2 separate regions of the Homo sapiens genome follow, and region 1 is linked to region 2. A link is a contact called in ENCODE Hi-C or POLR2A ChIA-PET data. All regions are on one chromosome and are shown on one strand. Each heading gives the region's core, a stretch centred on a gene start or an enhancer-like site at or near the end of the contact. The rest is flanking DNA. Distances are from core to core; before and after follow the strand shown. Region 1 overlaps ZFAND6 (zinc finger AN1-type containing 6). Region 2 holds the start of MTHFS (methenyltetrahydrofolate synthetase).

Evidence for each region. A loop is a pair of places that touch in the nucleus more often than their neighbours do. ChIA-PET counts read pairs that join two places held with the same protein, here RNA polymerase II (POLR2A). Pooled maps may share reads with other maps.
Region 1: a pooled map shows a loop between it and region 2 (4-fold over the local background). The contact joins the enhancer-like site here to the promoter of MTHFS in region 2. A Hi-C loop is called at or near these places in 1 of 37 single-sample maps with no recorded cell type and 6 of 50 pooled maps. POLR2A ChIA-PET finds 5 or more read pairs at or near these places in 2 of 52 experiments (MCF 10A and PC-9).

What each region holds. Positions count from the first base shown.
Region 1 is chr15:80,104,302-80,107,153 of GRCh38, reverse strand. All of the region lies in intron 2 of ZFAND6 (zinc finger AN1-type containing 6), which reads right to left. Among named protein-coding and RNA genes, the nearest start is that of ZFAND6, 46 kb to the right of the region's middle. Within about 2 kb of position 1,398, at least 3 of the 41 ENCODE cell types and tissues checked have a DNase peak (open chromatin) inside an H3K27ac peak, as active enhancers do; they include PC-9, where a contact is called at or near this core.
Region 2 is chr15:79,895,709-79,898,408 of GRCh38, reverse strand. It overlaps MTHFS (methenyltetrahydrofolate synthetase), which reads left to right and starts at 1,395. Exons shown (of 3, transcript NM_006441.4): 1 at 1,395-1,537. The coding sequence starts at 1,421. The region is part of intron 2 of ST20-MTHFS (ST20-MTHFS readthrough); the gene reads left to right. RefSeq lists an enhancer at 897-946 and a silencer at 1,087-1,386.

The sequences.
Region 1 (2,852 bases), core at 149-2,648, 210 kb before region 2:
AACCTTTGCCTCCTGGGTTCAAGTGATTCTCCTACCTCAGCCTCCCGACTAGCTGAGATTACTGGCGTCCGCCACCATGCCTGGCTGATTTTTTTGTATTTTTAGTAGAGACGGGGTTTCACCATGTTCATCAGGCTGGTCTTGAACTCCTGACCTCAGGTGATCCACCCACCTCAGCCTCCCAAAGTGCTGAGATTACAGGCGTGAGCCACTGCGCCCGGCCCTTTTATTAAATCTTGATTCTGATTACACTTCATTGTATTTTTCCTCTTTCACCTATTTTGAGATACGTCACCCCAGAGTAAAGCCTTCCTCAATCTAGTTTCTTATCCACATACTGGAAACTGAAGTCTCTATCCTTGCAGAGGTTTTTGGCACACAGTTCTTAATTAGTCTCCCATTTCAGGGAAAAGGGTTACTGAGGAAAAAGATACCTACACAAATTCAGAGGAAAACAACTTACTTGTAATAACACTGTCCTTCAACATGAATTAAAATATGCATAATGAGCAAATAATAAGTTTCTAGGCACAAAGAGCCTATAATATGGAAGCAAAAAAAAAAAAAACAAATTTAACATACTGAAAAAATTATTTGGTTTTTTCAGAGTTATATTCCCAGCACTCTAGATTAGGGCTGGCAAATTTTTTCTCTAAAGCACCAGAGAGCAATTATTCTAGGCTTTGTGGGCCATAGAGTCTGTCATAACTGCTCAATTTCGCCTTTACAGTAAAAAAGAAGCCACAGACAATAAGTAAATGAATAGGAATGGCTGTGTTTCAATAAAACTTTTATTTACAATAAGGGGTGACTAGAATGGATTTGGTGAGTGGGTCATAGTTGGCCAATTCCCGCTCTAGATTAATGCCAGGCACATAGGAGGTACTCAAATACATGCTGGATGAATAAATGATTTCACAACTATTTTGGTTAGAGATATTATCAGGAAAGACATAGCAAAATTCCATGACTATAAGCAAGTACTTTCTTTTGTCATAGCTCTTTGTTCAAGGATATCTTGATAAACTTATCGTACCTATCACTCCGCTAGCTATTAAACACTGTAAAAGATATTTAGGACACACAGTTCTGCTCTCATCAATGTAGGTACAAGAACAGAAATACTAATGTCTGATTTTCACGTATCTGCACAAACATCACATCTAACTCCAAAATTACAACTTTATTAGCCACAAAACCACAAAATGTTAAGTATCAAAACCACAAAGTTTTAGAATACACCACTCTCACTTCATAGAGGTATATAAAAATGGATGCCAGAAATGATTGCAAGATACTTCAGAAACTGATTTTCTTTCAGTTAAAACGTAACACACCTTGTAGGGATGACTAACAAATGCATCATGAAAGGAAGTTTAACTACAAATCACTGCAAAACAACTGTTATATATACAGGGACAACTTGATATGTAGTAAAAAGAAAAAAGAACTGACTCATCTTCAAGTTGGTTGTGAATATAAACTTCCTACTTAGATAAGTGCTTAGCCTGAAGTACTTCATTTAAGATAGTTATGATGCCTGTCCTTTCTAACTCATAGAATTTTGAGGGGGTCAACTGGGACGGTGATTGTGAAAATACTTTAACCCGTAAGTTGCAATATAAAGCTCAGTTCAGAATTGGGTGGCTTATTTAAGTCACATATCTGCAGTTCATCATGAGAGAGAGAGGTTCAAACTGTCCACTATTTAATAGTAGCTGCAGTCATAAATCCAAGACTCCTTATTTACCCATAGCTCACAAAGGGCAGGTTCATAAAAGTTCTCCTTGCCACAGAGACAGTAATCACCTGTTAGGAGATCTGTGAATAGGCCTCACTTCCACCTGAGATGATACCGTTTTTTATTAAAAGTGTGATGGAATGGTTTCTAACATCCTCCTCTCAAAAGTTTATAAAATGATGTATCAATTACTCTGGATAACTGGCAACAAAAATTTACTATGTGCTTACGCTCAATATTTATAACTGTAAAGGAAGGATAAAAGCAAGTATGTGGTCTACCAGGGGAGACTTCTGTGTGCCTAGACTACAGGATAGTGGGAAATGATCTTAGAATAAGGCCACATCACAAAATCTGTGTTTCCATGATAAGGAGTCTGAACTTAAACCCACAAGCAACAGGGAATCCCACCACCTTAGAATGAAAAGGGGAGCTTTTTAGAACAAGTGCTGTTCACTAAATATTACTGTTTTTTATATACTTTAAATTGCTCTGAAAAGAATTCTAGGTGACTTTAAAAATGCATGCTGTATGATATCAAAAGTAGGCAAAAATAGTCAATCCAAGTAAAAATGGTTAAAAAAAAATAAGTTAGAAATACTGTCAATAAATAAAATGTATGCCCATAAAGGCCTATTTGCTAATTGGAAGCCATTCAACTCTATTCTTTCAAGGAGCTAATGCAAAGAAGAATATGACTACTTAAGAAAAACAAAATCAGCGACTCAAGAAAAGTACAATGAAATATTACCCCAGATAACATAAGAGGATTTCATCTATAGTTTACAACAAGTAAAACACAAAATGATATGGTCAATAATACCTGAAAAGTAAAATGTAAGTTTCTGGGATGGATGGATGGATGGATGGATGGATTGACTGACTGACTGATTTGAGACAGGGTCTCACTCTGTCGCCCAGGCTGGAGTGCAGTGGTGCGATCTCGGCTCACTGCAACCTCTACCTCCCAGGATCAAGCGATTCTCCTGCCTCAGCTTCCCAAGTAGCTGGGATTACAGGCACACACCACCATACCTAATTTTTGTATTTTTAGAAGAGACGGGGTTTCACCATACTGGCCAAGGCTGGTCTTGAACTCCTGACCTCAAAT
Region 2 (2,700 bases), core at 146-2,645:
GCTAGTGTTAATTTTAATTTTTATTTTTTGGTAAAAATGAACAGATTAGAAAAGTACGTAGTTTGTTAGACCTCGTGTTCTAACTTTTAGGTCAGCAAATCTAATTGCACTATGTATACGCTGTACCTGCCTGGCCTTCCCTTTTTCTTACAACACAGTCCCCCTGGGACTTGCATTAGCTTTCCCTGGAAGCTGTTGATAGATTCCATAAAGAAGCCAGAACTCCCCTCTCAAGCCATGTGCATTCTCACCGGGCACTTAATTAATGCTTTACCTAGGAGGTGTGATTCTTAACGGTGGGGATTAAGACACTGGGGCGGTCAGTAGGGACGTATTTTTGGCAGAGACAGCTCTGGTTTTCTTAGGAAGTCACATCTGAGAGGCAACCGTCTATGCCATCTGAGGCGCCTGTCTACTGGGAGCAGTTTAAGACTTAACAGTTTCTTTTACCTCTTCCTGCAAGTGCCTCACCCACCCCCCAACTGCTTTTAGTTTTAATTCATTTTTGTGTTTTAATCAGAGCTGAGTGGTGGGAATGAACAGTCACTGATGGTTATAACAGGAAGTACCTATGTGGGCACTATTACCTGGAATACATTCACACTAGAAACCCGCAAAATTTGGCTTTTACACTACAGTTATTGCTTTAGCAGTGTTCCCGATTATGTATCATCTATACATTCATCACATAAGGACATTTCCATCAACCACTGTGGTCCCTTAAGATTATAATGGAGCTGAAAAATTCCTAATACCTACTGATGTGGTAGCCAACCAACACATTACCTTTTCTGTGTTTAGATACACAAGTATCACGGTGCTTACAATTGCCTACAGTATTCGGTACAAAATACGCTGTACAGGTGTGTAGCATAGGTGTGTAGTAACTTTGTGTAACTACACTCTGATGTTTGCACAAGAAGGAAATCGGGGCATCTGTCAGACCTATCCCTGTAGTTAAGCGACTCGTGACGATTTCGCTACATGTCCTGCCTTGCCCTTCTTTTCTGGCCCCTGAAGTCCCACTACTGAACAGTACAAGAGATGCCAGGCACCGTGGGTACTGCCGGCCATCTTTACCATCCCCGCCAGTGGCGCTGCCGCCTCCGCGGTCCCGGTGAGGGCCCAGGCTCAGGGAGGTCAGGCGGCAGGGCAGCGACGGCGCCTCGCCACCGCTCCCCTAACCGGGGAGGGCGAGCCGGACCACGGGGACCGCACGAGGGCTGGGTCCCAAGGGCCAGAGGCGAGGTAAGCGCGCGGCGCGCCGCGGGCCCGCGTCCCGGAAGCGGGGTGGGGGCGCTTCCCCGAGCCCCGACCCGCCCCTAGGCCGCGGATCCACCTGGGAGCGGCCAGGGGCGGAGACCGAACCCGAGGGCGCCCAGGGCGCCGAGGGCGGGACTGGACTCGGCTTGGGCGTGAGATGGCGGCGGCAGCGGTGAGCAGCGCCAAGCGGAGCCTGCGGGGAGAGCTGAAGCAGCGTCTGCGGGCGATGAGTGCCGAGGAGCGGCTACGCCAGTCCCGCGTACTGAGCCAGAAGGTGCGAGGCCGCCCGTAGCGGAAGCCGCGGCGGACAGACCCTCCGAAGGCCTGGCGGCCAGCGATTGCTGATCTGTGCATGGTCCGTGCTGGCGCTGGGCTAGGCGCCCCCCCACCCCCCGGCGCGCGCACGTTTCCCCTCCCGGCGCGCGCACGCCCCCTAGTCGTGGTCTGGACGCTCTTGGCACTATGGCGGGGAGAGGGCCCGGTAGTGAAAGTTGTGGGGCTAAAGAGCGAGAGGACGGCAGGGGTTGACAGATTTATCTCTGGGAGGGGAGTTTGTTTGCATGGGTGGCTCTTTTGGTGCTCGAAAACCCTCCGTGGGGATGACGGTGCTGTGGTGAGAGCACGGTGAGAACAGAAAGTTGTGGTAGAGGAGATGGGTGAACACCTGAGTGCCCAGGTTCCCTCAGTGAGGCCTAAAGTTAATGAGCTACGAGTAAGACTCCGGTTATATTAGTAAAATGGCCAGAGAAAGATGCAGGTGCTTTAGACGAGGGAACACCAAAAAAGGTGTGGAGATGCCAAAGGGCAGAACTCAGAGGTTGACTGGACTTCACTAAGCATATGGAGGGCTAAGGCTGTGTCTCAGTAGCTCCAGGGCCTAGGCTTTTCCTGTCTCAGAGTTGGTCAACATTAAATGCTTTTTCTTGAGTGAACGAAAGGAAGACTTGGCTATCATATCCAGGCTTCCCAAGAACGTAGGAAACAGAAGAGAGAAATGAGAGGAATAAGTGAGGGTCCGTGTTTGTTGGTTAGCAGACCTCTGTTTCATTACTTTCACCAACTGCACTGCTATGTATTTTTAGTCTATGTAATGTCAGTTTTCTTATCAATAAAATGGCAGTCATATCCTGTTGTGAAGGCATGTTCTAAAGAGTTTTTGGGGACTCATTTTTGTTAGACACCAGAGGAAGAAAAATTTAATGTCCCCTGAATAAGTACGTATTTGTAATTCTGTTGTAAGTCAAACTGATGATCTGTCTTCCCAGCATCATGCTTCAGAGACACCAGATATTTGGAAACTTGATGTTCCTTGGAATTAGTTATACCATCAGGCTTTCTTAATTACCCTTCACTATTCTATTATCCGTTATTTACTCAAATTCAAGGTGCCTATGGGTTAAAGCAGTAAAGCATATATGCTCATTTCACCCCTCTCTT